Regions from separate parts of the Mus musculus genome. Here region 2 is linked to region 1. The links are chromatin contacts, found by POLR2A ChIA-PET in ENCODE. All regions are on one chromosome and are shown on one strand. The core of a region is the stretch at or near the end of the contact, and the rest is flanking DNA. Distances in the headings are between cores, read along the strand shown.

Region 1 (7,574 bases), core at 4,895-7,394:
AGACTCTCAAAGGGTTTAAAAAGAGGTGTGGGAAGTGGGTGGGCTGAAGTTGGACGTCTGTTACCAAGTCTGATAGCCTGAGTCCCATCCCAAGAACCCTCGGGCTGGATGGAAAAACAGACTCCTAAAAGTTGTCCTCTAACCTCCACCCACGAGACCACACCCACAGGATCATAAATAAATAAATGAATGTCTTAGAATAAAACGGTGAGGAGCTGAGGTGGCAGGACAGACAAACAAACAGACAAACAAGGCTGAAGAGATGGCTCAGTGATTAAGACGTCTTCCAGAGGTCTTAAGTTCAATTCCCAGCAACATTATAACCATCTCGAATGAGATCTGGCGCCCTCTTCCGGCCTGCAGGCATACATGCAGGCAGAACACTGGATACATGATAAATTACTATTTTAAGTAAAGAAAATAAAATGAAGAGGCTGGCAGTGCAGCTCAGTAGCAGAGCACTTACCTAGAATACCAAGGTTCTGAGTGCAACACCCAATACAAGTACAAAGATTAACTGAAAAAGTTAACAGTTGCTGTATTGACTAAATCCCAGGTGGGCGCTTTGTAAGATTGTAGTCAGTGTGCACGTGTGCCTGGGTGAGTGCGCAGGAAGATCCTTTATGGGCCCATTGAACAGTTCAGATGACAGAGCAGCCCAATAAGGATGGAGAGGACCCAGGGTTAGAGAGATGGTTAAAAAGCACTTGTTGCTCTTACAGGGAACTCAGGTTCAGTTCCCAGCACTCAAGTCTGAAACTTCAATCCCAGAACCTCTGACACCCTCTCCTGGCCTCTGCGGGTATTACAGGCAGGCAAAACATAAAAGAAAAACAAGTACTTAGGTAAAAAGAATGGAAAGGATGAAAGCCCAGAGAATAAGCCAAGATCTGGCTGAATGATAGTCCTGTCTCAGAGGCTCCCTGCTTCCCCCAGGGCGAATTAACTACTCAGGCCTGTGTGCATCTTTATAAGCTAAGTATCACATCCAGGGTAAATTTGTTTATTTATTGTTTATTTGTTTGTTTATCATGGGTCCCAAGGCACACGTGTGTAGGTCAGAGGACAACTAACAGGAGCCATTTTTCCTCTTCCCTCCACTACGTTGAGTCCCAGGAACTGAACGCCCATGGTCAGGCTTGGTAGCAGACGCCTTTACCTGCAGCAGAGCCGCCTCGTAGGCCAGGTAATTATTTCTTTCCATGTCTGATTTCTCCCCTTGGCTGAGAACCCTTAGCACATGATGGGAACCAAAGGCTGCTCGATAAATGTTAAGGCTGAAGGATAAATGAGCAGGGGGAGGGGAAAGGCAGGAGTTGGGGGGGGGGGGTGTCTAAAGGATGAAGGTGAGCAGAAAGAAAAACCCAGGGAGACAAGCAACTGTCTTGTAACTGTCCTGTAACTGTACCAAATCTCCCTGTCTGGAGGATGGGAAAGGTTAAGCTTAGCTGTTGAGGCTATGGCCGTACTCTGAAGCCTCACATACCAGAAAGAGAAAAATAAATTGTACTTGGCAGACAGGGGGAACTTAAAGTTTTGTGACCGAAGAGGTCCCAGGAGATGTGCGCTTGCTTTATTATCCACACGGTCCTGAGCCTATCTCTTCCCCCTTTCAAAGCAACCAGCGCATCGTGGGACACAGACCCACTGGAATGCCAGGCTCAGCACACCACACTGGAAGGCAAGTCTGTTGCATCTCCTCATGTAAATGGTTTTTGGATTATCCACATGATTAACTCCAGGAGCCATGAGCATAAATAATACAGGGGCTAAGGAAGCTGAGTAACAACCCAGGCTGGGCACGGTGGCTCACACTTCCGCACCGGGGAGGAGGAAGCAGGAAGACTGCATGCCAGACAGCGAGCGAGAAAGATCCTGGCTCAAAAGAAAAGAGACTGGGCCCTGTGGAGGCGGGGACTTCCCAGCTGCTTAGGAAGACTGCAAACCCAGGGCCTGCCTGGGATACAGAAGAAGTTTTGGCCACCCTGTGCAACTTAATGAGACTTCATTAAAAAAAAAAAAAAAAAAGTGGATAGGGGGCTAAGGATGTAACTCAGTAGGTAGAGGATGCCTGGCATATACCTACAGGGCTCTAGGGCATGACACCCAGCACTGCATAAAACTGAGAGTAGCAACAGATATACCAATGTAAATCGAGCACTCAGAAGGTAGAGGCAAGAGTTTCAGGAGTTCAAGGTCATGCTGAGTTTTAGAGGCCAGCTTGAACCAGGGAATCAGGACTCCATTGCTCCTGGGGGGCGGCTAGCCTTACTTGAAGGTTCTTTTTCTTCAGATGCCTGGTATGACACTATATCTTAAAGTTAGAAAAGAAAAAGAAAAGGATGGGCTGGAGAGATGGCGCAGCAGTTAAGAGCACTGACTGCTCTTCCAGAGGTCCTGAGTTCAAATCCCAGCAACCACATGGTGGCTCACAACCATATGTAATGAGATCTGATGCCCTCTTCTGGTGTGTCTGAAGACAGCTACAGGATACTCATATGCATAAATAAAAAAGAGAAAGAAAGAAAGAGAGGGAGAGAGAGAAAAAGAGAGAGAGAGAGAGAAAGAAAAAAAGAAAAGGAGAGAGAAAAAAAAGAAGTGCTTGCCTGGAAGGTACAAGGCTCTGGGTTCATATCGCAGGACCACAAAAAACAAACAAGCCAACAAATACATAAATGAACTAACAAATAATCACAATTTGTTTTTAAATGCACAAAGGGTTTAATAGACATTCTCCAAAGAAAATGTACAATGGCCAGCACAAATGGAAGGATGCTTAACAACATGAGTTACCAGAGAAATGCAAATCAAAAAAAAAAAATCACAAGGAGATACTGTTGCCCACTGGAATGCCTATGCTAAAAAAGAAGGGGAGCAAGGATCTGGAGTAACCGCGTCACAGGCTGCTGGCGGAAACGCACAACGGTATAGCCGGTATAGCCACTCCGGGGAAGAGCTGGCGGTTTCTCAAAAGAGTAAATACAGAGTTACCATCAACTGCCACCACTCTTCCTCATGATGTGCCACGTCTATGTGGTTCCTAAAGGGACCCACAACCACCAGACGGGGAGGCCTTCCAGTGCTGCATTCCTTCAGAGAGAACCCAGACCCTCTGAAGTACCCAAGCTTCATCCGCTGAGACCCCAGGTGACTTTTTCTTTCCTCACTAGTCCTCCTCTGTCGGGTCTAACATCCTCTCTACCCTCTTTGCCTCCACTGAGGGACACAAGGGGCTGAATGTCTTATCCAGGGACTCCCTTAATTACACTGAGTTCAAATGCCTCTCTCAAAGCAAAAACAAGCCAGTTCTTTTTATTGATTGATTGATTGACTGTTTGTTTTCGAGACAGGGTTTCTCTGTGTAGCCCTGGCTGTCCTGGAACTCACTTTGTAGACCAGGCTAGCCTCGAACTCCGAAATCTGCCTGCCTCTGCCTCCCAAGTGCTGAGATTAAAGGCGTGCGCCACCACTGCCCAGCTTTTTTTTTTTCTTTTTTTTTCTTTTAAAGGTTTCTCTTTTCCACTCAGAAGTAAAGAAAGCAACTAGCTCATGAGAAGGTAGCTGGCTTTTGCTGAAGACATGGGCATTCCCATCCAATATGCCATCTTAGCTCTAGACCAGCATGACTGAAGGCTTTAAACACTGAGACCCCGAAGGACTGAAGGGAAGGTGGTATCTGAAATCTTAAGTGGCAAAGAGGTGTAACAGGGCACTTCTGAAGAAAGGGAACCCTCGAGGGAGGCCAGCCACCCGCCAGGAGCAACTGGGCCCTGATGCCCTGGAGAAACGGCAAGATGTTATGGCCTTCTGGGCACACATATCTCACAGGGCACCTCGACACCTTATGGTAGAACAGAAGGAAGCAAGCCAGCTAACTCACTAACTACCTAACCTTCAAAGCTCACCCATACAGGGCAGTGGTGCTCCAGGTCCTCCTCCCACCTGTATGCAGATCCCTGTGGATCCTGGAAAGTCAGGGCTTTTCCAGCTAGCCCACCAAACTTCCTTCAAGTTAGCAAAGGGCAACAGTAACCACCATGCTCTCTTGCCCTCAGTTTTCCATCAGATGCCCAGGTCTTCGCAGACTTATTGCTTGCCCATGAGAAAACCAAATACCATCCAAATACCATATACAATCCCAGGAACCGGCATGCCCAGTGAGTGTGCGCGTGTGCACACACACACACCTTTCCCCAGTATATATTCAAGTTGAGATGCTTGGTCATGGCTGAGAGAGTAAAAGGAACAAAAGGCCTGTCACTCAAGAACCGCCACTAACCAACAGAGCCTCTTGGTGCTGGACAAGGAACTGTATCTTCACGGCAAGCATAGGCAAGCTACCCCCGAGCCAAAGGCTCTGTTCGGTCTCCGGAGTGAAATGAAGTTACCCACCTTCAGGCTTTTGCTACAGGATGCTTTCTAGTGAGAGGCCAGATGTCAAACAAAATCAAGGAGTGACTCCCAGAAAGGGATGCAGGGTTCACAATTTGCTGACCCAGTTTCCCTGGGAATGTCAGATGACCCCCGAAGCAAGAGGAGCAAGCTCTGCTCACTGTTGATGTCCAGCTCCTTTAGAGGTCCGGGCATCCCACTTCCCGGCCAGGACACTCATTAAGCCCAGGGATTCCATGGAAAAGGGGAATGTGCCCAAGACTAAGAGGCCTGAGAGGACCTCACAAACACATGCGCTCTTCTCTAAGACGTGGAGATCTACGCTGGTGTAGGTGGCTGTCCCTCAATCTCTAGCCAAAGGACCCTCTAGGTCTTCTACCAAAGCAAGAGAAAATGAAGTCTCCCTGACCCTGGGTCCCTGGGTCATTGTTTGGTCTTGTAGACAATTTCAAGTGTTCAGAAAAGTCATGGAGCCTAAAGAATGAAATCCGAAGGAGACCCGACCCGTTATCCTCCCCCCACCCACCCCCATTCTAAACTTGTGGCTGGTGGAGTCAGCACCTCAGGTCTTTTCACTTCCTCTGTTTGCTCTCAGTGTAGGGACTCACAAAGAAACGGTGAGAAGGCAGAGAGCAAGCCACCGAAAGAGAGCAGATCCCAAACAAACAGCACATAAACAGAGCCAACCAGCTAACGTCGGCCACATCCAACTTCTTGGCAGAGGCTGCTGCACCATCCCAAAGCACCCAGGACCCAAAGGACCACTCATCTGAGACAGTAATCACCATTATCACACCCTGGAAAACCATACGAGAAGTCAATGGCTTTGAAACATCACAGAAGAACGAGGAAGATACATTATTTCCATAACCAAGTCTACACTCCCTCGGGCCTTGTGCTCGCACTTATCCTTCATCCATGGGAACACAAGTCAAGTGTCTGTGGTTTGGAGAAGTCTCTGCTTCTCCAGTTGATACGTCTTCATGAAGAAGAAGAAGAAAAAAAGGAAACCCAGAGAGGATGTCCACAGTCAGGGGTAAGGAGGCCTAGAAGATGGGAAACTTTGAGCAGCCATACCACCCAAAGGACCACAAACAGGAACATTCAGGCAAGCCAGTCCCACTTGCCCTGTCAACTGAGCAATGATGTGGTAGCCAGCTATAAGAGACAAGCGGAATAGCCATGCAACAAACACGCTGAGGGTAGAAGCAGCGTCGTTGCAGCACCCAGGCCTTCCCTCGGAAGCTCCGGGGTTGCACGGAGCCAGCATACGGACACAAGAAGCCAGAGGGGCTGGAGCGAAGGGGAAACGACGACGGCATAGCACGGGGACACCAGGCCTCGCGTGGCGAACGGGGAGTGCACGCCCGGCCGGACAGCGTGCACGGGTGGGCGGGCATGCAAGTGGCTCGGCGGAAGGGTTGCAGGCGTCACCCGCGGGGCGAGCGTGGCGAGGCCGGAGGGAGTGGGGGCGCGCACGGGGAAGCTGGTTACCGTGTGGTTCACCCCCCACATCAGGACGCTGAGAATCGGCTCGCTGGCCCGGAATAGCTTCACTTTCTGGCACACGAAATGCTTCTTCTTGGTCTTGGTTTTGCTGGCGCTGAGCGGCGCCACCGCCACCGCCGTGGTGCTGGTGCAGTTGGACGACATGCCCGGGGCGGCGGCGGCGGCGAAAGGGGGGGCGGCGGAGACAGCGCACCAGCGAGCGGCCCCAGGCCTCCCCCGAACCGATCCCCACCCCCGCTGCCTCACCGAGCCATGGTCGCGCCCGTCCCGTTACCTCCCCACCCCGCCCCGGTGGTTCCGTCCGCCCCACGCCCCGCCCTCGCTGCGCCGGCCCGCCCCGCCCCGCCCCGCCCCGGGGAGCAGGCCAGCCTGATCCTCACCCCGCCCCCGGGCGGCACCGCCCACTGGATCCCGGCTCTCCCCTCCCCGTCGGAATGGTACCGCCCGTCCCCGGGCGCTTGCAGCTGCCCCGCCCACTCCTCCTCTCCCGGCCTGAAGGGAACCCAGCCGGCTTCACGCGGGGGAACGAGGAAGACTGGGGATGGACAGCCTCGAGGCACTCGGCAAGAAGGGCTCCCTACTCGGACACCCTCAAGGCCGGGCTTTGACTTTGCCTCCACATGAAGTACTAAAATGGCGGCAGCGCCGCCGCTTCGGGAGGGGAAGAGGGGCCGGCATGAGAAGAAGCTGGAACATACCATCTCCACCCCGGGGGACAGAGGAGTAACGCGGCAAAGGGGAAAGGAAGTCCTGCCTAGAAAACCAGGGACCGCCCCCTCGCTCCACCCAAGCGTGGATCTTCCCACTCCCCTGGGCCGACGGCTCGCTCCACCCGCAAGGTACGCCCCCTTTCCCGGGGGCCAATCAGAGGAGCAGGCCGGGAATCCTAGGTTTTATGAATGGGCCGCGCGCCCACCCACCTGCCGCCTAGCCTCCTCTATCCCGATGGTCAAGTTTAGACACCACTAGCATCTGTAGACGCGTATTGTAATAATCCTTTCATTCTTGCTCCAAGAAATCTCGAATAAACTGCCCATGGTTTATTATGTAATTCCACTTGGTCGAAGGGTCTCTGTATCCGACACAAATCACAGGTCAACACTTGGGATATCAAGACTCAGTACCAGGCACGTGGTAGATCGCTCTACACAGTTACAAAAATAAATGTAGCCTTTATTACCAAGTAATAAAATAAAAGCCATAATTAACTATAACATAGGGCAGAAGGATGAGATGATTAAATGAATAATGTTATATTGTCTGGGGAGAAACTGAGTTTTAAGAATTACAGTGCCAGCCGGTCGTGGTGGCGCATGCCTTTAATCCCAGCACTTGGGAGGCAGAGGCAGGCAGATTTCTGAGTTCAAGGCCAGCCTGGTCTACAGAGTGAGTTCCAGGACAGCCAGGGCTATCTATACTGAGAAACCCTGTCTCAAAAAGTAACAACAACAATAATTACAGTGACTGGAATTTTAGTGCTTAAATCCAAACATATTTTAGGAGAAATTAGGAACTGGTAGAACAACGAAATGGCTTAATATATGAATTAAGAGCACCTCTGAGGGCCAGATGGTCTGTAATCACAGCTCCAGAGACTAAAACAGGAGATCTACAGTTTAAGGTCAGCTACCGCTAGGGTGAATCTGTCGTCTGTTTAAAAAGCACCTAGAAGT
Region 2 (7,047 bases), core at 3,533-6,032, 280 kb after region 1:
CCTCCTCTCCGCTCCGCAGCACCGCAACCCGACTCGGACCAATAGTCCATCGATCATTAACCCTCGAGAATGGAGGGTCGCGCAGACACCCCTCTCCCATCCACGCGGGGCATATAACCCTTTCCTTCCCGGGGCTTTCCAAGCCGACCCCAAGATCCGTAGGAGCGGCCCTTTCCCTCGAGCTTGCCACCTCGCCTTACCTGTGGGCTGGGGTCGAAGACCTCCATAGGGATCTCTTGGGAAGGTGGGTAAGGGCCCCGGGACATGCCGCTCTTCTGGACCATGGAGAGGATCCTCCGGTCCGGCCGCCCTCCCAGCCCAGCCGGGCGCTCTCAGCGCATGGGAGAGGCCGTCCGAGCCCAGAGCAGCGCGGCGTCGCGCAGCCAGCACCGGGTGCAGTCTCCCAGCTGGACCTCCGGCTGCACGCTCGCCGCCTTGCTTGCCCTCCCGGCTCGCGCTGTGCTCTCTGCGGCCGCTGCCGCCGTCGCCGCCGCCGCCGCCTCCGCCCCTGAAGGTTCAGCATCTCCCCCCGCCCCTCCCTCGCTCCCGCCCCGCGCCGCGGCCCCGCCCCTCGAGCCCCTCAACCGGCTGCGCGCAGACAATGGCCGAGTGGCGTAGCCCCGCTGGCCTCCAGAACGTGGAGGGGCTCGATCGCTGTCCTCCGATTAGACTGGGATGAGGGCGGCCTGCAGGGGACTAAGGGGAAACCGGCCTTGAGGCTGGGATGGAGGTGGGGGGCGTTTACCAGTGTGTGCCAAGCGTTGATGGGGGGGTGGGGAGGTGGTGAAACGCCGCTCGGTATGACTGGTACCGCCTCCCTTTCTGTCCCAAACTACTCTCTCAGCTGGTCTCCCTGAGCGACTCTAGCTTGGGCCACCGGAACTTCCCGGTCCCTGTGATCCTGGGACCTGCCTTTAACTCCTTTCTCCCCAGTGTCAGGCCCAGGCCGCCATGAAACTAGCTGAGTAGACCTCCCTCTCCAACCGGGCTCTAGGTCTACTGGCCCCAGCCGGGCCTGGATGATGGGGTGAGTGTCCAAAGAAGGCCACCAGGGACATTAGGATTGCTATCCAGGGACCCAGGAATGCTTCGACCTCATCAGTTACTGAGGTCTCATAGGCTCTTCCAAAAGGCCAGGAGTCAGGCTTGGCAAGTCCCTGTTGCTTCTAAGAGAAGGGGAAGAGGAGGAAGTATAAACGGGGGGAGGAGCTATTCAAAATTATACACCATGACTGTTGACCTAGGGTTGTCTCTCTCCTTTATCCTTGACTGAGGAACAAATGTCCCAGAACTGTGGCTCCGGCTCAGCTGGTTATTGGATCCTAAAAGGGTCGACCTCCACCAAGCAGTGGTGGAGCACACATTTAATCCCAACACTATGGAGACAGAGGCAGGTCAGCCTCATTTACATAGTGACCCTCAGGACAACCTGGGCTACATAGAGAAGCCCCGTCTCAAATAAACAAACAAGCATTCTTTGTTTCCTACAGTGTTGCTAATACTATGGTATCTTTGCCCACTGAAATTCTTGGCAAGATGAGAGAACAGTAAGAGGCCCAGAAGCTGGGTCTGATGGTGTACAGCCATGTTGGGGGCTTGAGGCCAGCCTAGATCACATCATGAGTTTGAGGCCAGCCTTAGCTACATAGAGAGACCCTGTCACAAAACATGAATGAACAAGGAGGCTGGAGAAATGGCTCAGTGGTTAAGAGCACTAGCTATTTGCTCTTCCAGAGGTCCTGAGTTCAATTCCCAGCAACCACATGTTGGCTCACAACCGTTTGTAATGGCTTCTGATACCCTCTTCTGATGTGTCTGAAGACATCTACAGTAACTCATATAAATAAAATAAACCTTAAAAAAAAACATGAATGAACAAACAAAAAAAGTCCCACAACAAAAAAATGATGGCTGGGCTTCTGGGGGTGCTTAATGAGCAGCATGGGAGCCATCTGTGGCAAGAGGACCAGTTCTTCCTCCTCCATCCAGCTCAGAGAGCAGAGAGATAAGAAGATGAAGCCGGAGCCAGTCATGGTGGCGCACGCCTTTAATCCCAGCACTCGGGAGGCAGAGGCAGGCAGATTTCTGAGTTCCAGGCTAGCCTGGTCTACAAAGTGAGTTCCAGGACAGCCAGGACTATACAGAGAAACCCTGTCTCGAAAAACAAACAAACAAAAAAGATGAAGTCAGGCAGTGGTGGTGCACGCCTTTAATCCCAGCACTTGGGAGGCAGAGTGAGGACAGCCTGGTCTTCTACAAAGTGAGTTCCAGAACCAGGGCAGTCAGGGCTACACAGAGAAACCTTGTCTCGAAAAACAAGAAGAGGAAGAAGAAGAGGAAGAAGAAGAAGAAGAAGAAGAAGAAGAAGAAGAAGAAGAAGAAGAAGAAGAAGCAGCTTTGCCAACGTCCAGTGCCCTAAAATAAAGACTATTTTCTGCGTTTTGCTTGCCTAGAGCCTGTGTGCTGTTTGGATTCCTCACTGTGGATTCTGAGAAGTGATGTTCATTCTCTGATCACATCATCTGATAAGGACCCTGAGTAGTGAGGAAACCATGAACATTGCCAACACTGGCAGGGTTCCTGTCTGCACACTGAGGACAACAGAGCCTGGCAAGAGGCAGCAGCATGGGCCTCTCTAGCTAGGAATGACAGGAGGGCCTTTAACCTCAACATTCTAGAGGCAGGGGCAGCAGGCCTCTGTGAGTACAAGGTCAGCCTGTTTTACAGAGGACGTGCAGACTGGGTAAGGTCTACAGATCCTCCCACAAAAAGGAGGAGGAAGAAGAAGAGAAGGGAGAAGAAAGAAACCCAGTCTGTTTCATAAGTTGTAAAACAATGTAGATTTTTGTTTGTTTGTTTTATTTGATGATTGGAGACAGGGTTTCATTATGTAGCTCATCTGGCCCAGGCTGACCATGAACTTCCAGAGATCTGCCTCCTAAATGCTGGGCTTGGAGGCGTGCAGCACCACCAAGATGAGGATTTTTTATTTATTTATTTTTTGCTTGCTTGTTTGTTTTGTTGTTGTTTTGGGTTTTTGAGACGGGGTTTCTCTGTGTCGTCCTGGCTGTCCTGGAATTCACTCTGTAGACCAGGCTGGCCTTGAACTCAGAAATCCACCTGCCTCTGCCTCCCAAGTGCTGGGATTAAAGGCGTGCACCACCACCACTGCCTGGCCAAAATGAAGATTTTTTTAAAAGTTGACTATTTCTGAGATAGTGCATAAGTATGTTTCTTACCCTGGCTCTTTCCTTTTAACTCTCAGCTCATTTTACTGCTTAGAAAATTCAAAGAAGATAGCAACCAAGCACAGAGACGCAGACCTGTAAGTGCAATTCAAGCACTGGAGAGAAGGTAGAGGCAGGAAGATAGAGTTGAGGCCATCCTAGGCTACATAACAGGACCTTGTCTCAAAAACAAGCAGAGAAAAAGAAAGACTCTTGATTCAAGTAAGCAAGAGGACCAGAACCCTGATCTAGACCAGGCTGTTCTCAAACTCACAGAGATCCACCTGCCTTTGCCTCCTGAGTGCTGGTACATACTACAATACCCAGCTTGGGTCTAGGACTTTTAAAAAACAGGGTTATTTTTATTTATGTGCATATCCATGCATGCCATCATATCTGCTCTACCTCACTGTGCCAGCGCATGAGACTGGCACAGGGCACCAGGTAGCAAGGAGTTACTGACAGTTCTGAATGTTTACAGGCAGATATGGATGTTGGGAATCCAACTGCAATCCATTGCAAACGCACAAGCCTGTGCCATCTCTAGTCCCACTCCCTGGTTTTTGGGTTTGTTTTTTAATCGGGGCTCCCAATATCCGGGCTGGCCTTGAACTCCATATGTCGCTAAGGGTGGCCTTGAAATTCTGATCCTTCTGCCTCCCAAGTACTGGGGTCTTATTCTGTAGCCCAGATTGCCTGGACCACCTTAAATTTGGGTCCATATCATTTCCTGACAGGATTAAGGGAGTAAGCCAGCTGCTCCGCTCCGGAGCTCCAGATATTTGAACTTTTGGCCCCCAGAACATTCTCTTTGGGTTTTCAGTCAGAGGTCTCCAAAGCCATTCGTCCTTTTTTGTTCTGACAACCCTTCGTTTAGTCAATGTAGGGTCTCCTCACACGGACTTGCTACAGTGCAGATTGAGCCAAACGAGATTGGTTCCGCTTGCTTGTGCTAACGCCTTTTTTGTAATAGTAGATGCATATGATTTTCACAAGTGGATGACAGAAATACGAGGCTTAGGTTCAGACTACAATGGAGATTGAAATGGAAGCATCCAGAGATAGGGATCTGCGGGGGCACTGAGAAAAATCTCTTGGTTTTTGCCTGCGCGCGAGCTACTACTCTCTGGGAGCGAAAGCGGGGTAGTGTCCGCTGGCTCTCCGCCGTCCTTATTCTCTAACACTCCCTTCGCTCCTTTTCTCCCAGCTAATCTAGAAACCTTTCACAGACCGCTAGCCCTCCGCGAAGACCAGGCCGTCCAGGCCAAACCCTCCTCACGCCGCCTGCGCGACTTAGCGTGACTTCCGGCTACCCAGAGGACCACGTGACCAAACGCCCTCACTGCGCATGTGCGCCGCGGAGTCGGACTGAACCATTTTGCCCGACGAAAGGGGTAGGTCTTTTGTGTTTTACAGTTTAAAACTGATTCTCGATCTCCAGTATCTAGGATCACGATTTTTTAGGAAGAAAACAAATTAGTGTGAGATGAAATAAGGTGAAATAGCGTAGCGTAAATACAGACAATCATGGAGTGGGGCTTGGGCTCTCCCCTTCGCAGATAATGGGCGGAGCCTGCGGCCCACAAGCTCTTTCCTTTCGCTGCTGCGGCCGCAGCCATGAGGTGAGCGGGCCCGGCTCTCGGTTCTTGGCCGATGAGGTCGACGGGGCCGACGGGGCCGGCAAGGCTTGGCAGGGATCGGGGCCGGGACCCCGGATGGCAGAGGGGAGAGGGGAGGCGAGCGTGGTGCGGCCGCACCCGGAGCGCGGAGAGCGCGCACGGCCTGGGCCTAGGGAGGGTGGAACGCGGGACGCCGAGGCCCGAAGATCTCCCGCGGGCGCCGCTCTCTGCCTGTCACGCGTTGTGAGGCAGGGCGCGGGGAGAGCAGCGGCGACAGGGCCCTGAGTGGCTCCTCGGCTCGCCGGAGCCCAACAGACCCCTACCATGTAACGTGGGACAAGTCTCGGGCAAGGCCAGGCCTCCGAGTGCGGAGGATGAGGTGCCGGGTCGGCTTCCGCCCGAACGGCTGGACGAGGTTTATTAACGTGAAAAAGAGCCCAGAAAGCAAAGAGCCTCGCCTGTTCTGGGTAAACAGGCTGCGTCACAGTCGAGTCTGATCAATTCGTGTCTGATCCTTAACATTAAAGTCTTCACCGAGCCAAGTACCCGGAAGAGCTTAAGCACCCCTTCCCCCCACCCCAGATCTCAAATGGCTGGCCACTTTGGCCACGTTCATTGCCCAGGTCTTTCTTGGTTTGGATTTAAGGCCTTGCTTTGGAAATAGTTATTAGAGGACAGGAAGGGGTGGCAAAAATTTTAGGTCTAGGGGGTGTGTTTGCCCTTAATAGAAATGTATGCATACTGGTGTATATTTTAGAGGGAAGATTTTGCTTGGAGTGTTTGTTGTTGTTCAGATGTCGCTTCCAGGGCTTACTAGTGCTTTCTGTGTACCCAGTATGCTCAGGCTACAGAAGAGGCTTGCCTCTAGTGTCCTCCGCTGCGGGAAAAAGAAGGTCTGGTTGGATCCCAATGAGACCAATGAAATCGCCAATGCCAACTCCCGTGAGTATGATCTGTCACCCTCACTCACTATCTACCTATAAGGAGATAAGTATGTATGTCTTATACATATATCATTGTATATAGAAATAGTTTATAGGGTGCAACCATCTCGTGTTACATTAATAATTTATGAGTAAAGTGAGTATTTTATGTCCCGTGGAAGTTTTTGATATTTAAAGACTGGAGGATGTTGGATGAGGTTTCAAGACAGAAGCAAGCCTTGTTAGTATCAGACCAAGTACTTTGTTAAACTGCATTTCAGATACACCAATATGCTATGAAATATTTACGAGGTAAATGTTCTTTTTAAAATAAGTATTCCAGGATTTCATCTCCTTTTCAGGATGTTGGGTCAAGGGTAAGAGCTTGACTTTTGTGGCTGGCACTTTACTAACGGGTGTGTTGTGCCTTCCCAGGTCAGCAGATCAGGAAGCTGATCAAGGATGGGCTGATCATCCGCAAGCCTGTGACTGTCCATTCCCGGGCTCGTTGCCGGAAAAACACCCTGGCCCGACGGAAGGGCAGGCATATGGGCATAGGTGAGAATGGTCTAGCCTTTCACTCTGCCTCTTAGATGGGTACACTGGGTAGAGCACTTGTCAGCAAGCTTAAGACCGGTCCGGCTCTACATTCACACTGGTGATATTTTTTCTCCCATCTTGTGCAGTTGCTGGGTGGTAACTATCTTCTTTTGCATGGATACAAGTTGGCACTAGTGCTGAGTTTGTTGGTGGGAAAAGATGTCAGCATTAAGTCCCTACATTCTGCTTATGCTGGGGATTCTACTGGGTGTTTTTTGTTTTTTGTTTTTTTTCAAGACAGGGTTTCTCTGTAGCCCTGGCTGTGCTGGAACTCACTCTGTAGACCAGGCTGGCCTTGAACTCAGAAATCTGCCTGCCTCTGCCTCCCGAGTGCTGGGATTAAAGGCGTGCACCACCACTGCCCAGCTTACTGGATGTTTTTAAATGGGATTGAAAGGGGTGGCTAGGAAGTTGGGGTACGCTTACTGATGATCATGCAGGGGATGTGAAGTTTGGTCCCAGCTCTCGTGGCCCACCTGTTTGGGGAAATGACTTGTAGGGCCATTGTTGTTTACAGGATAGGGGGTCATACATACTACCCTTTGTCCTGCCACAGCCTCATGGCTCATAGAGTGAGAGTTTGTGCTAAAGCTGGTGGATCTCAATTTCAAGACCCGCTTTAGTGCTGTCCCCAGCCCTGAAAGGAGAAATTAGTTGTTAATGTCTGTGTTTATTGAG

What was found. ChIA-PET counts read pairs that join two places held with the same protein, here RNA polymerase II (POLR2A).
Region 2: POLR2A ChIA-PET joins it to region 1 with 12 read pairs in embryonic stem cell. The contact joins the promoter of Rpl19 here to the promoter of Pip4k2b in region 1. POLR2A ChIA-PET finds 5 or more read pairs at or near these places in 3 of 5 experiments (Patski and embryonic stem cell).

The regions. Positions count from the first base shown.
Region 1 is chr11:97,738,560-97,746,133 of GRCm38, forward strand. It overlaps Pip4k2b (phosphatidylinositol-5-phosphate 4-kinase, type II, beta), which reads right to left and starts at 6,145. Exons shown (of 10, transcript NM_054051.1): 1 at 5,887-6,145. The coding sequence starts at 6,045. It overlaps Cwc25 (CWC25 spliceosome-associated protein), which reads right to left. Exons shown (of 10, transcript NM_026186.4): 10 at 6,911-7,574. Mir8102 (microRNA 8102) reads left to right here and starts at 6,338; the gene lies at 6,338-6,476.
Region 2 is chr11:98,022,142-98,029,188 of GRCm38, forward strand. It overlaps Rpl19 (ribosomal protein L19), which reads left to right and starts at 4,783. Exons shown (of 6, transcript NM_009078.2): 1 at 4,783-4,849; 2 at 5,682-5,788; 3 at 6,205-6,327. The coding sequence starts at 4,845. It overlaps Cacnb1 (calcium channel, voltage-dependent, beta 1 subunit), which reads right to left and starts at 486. Exons shown (of 14, transcript NM_001282977.1): 1 at 201-486. The coding sequence starts at 284.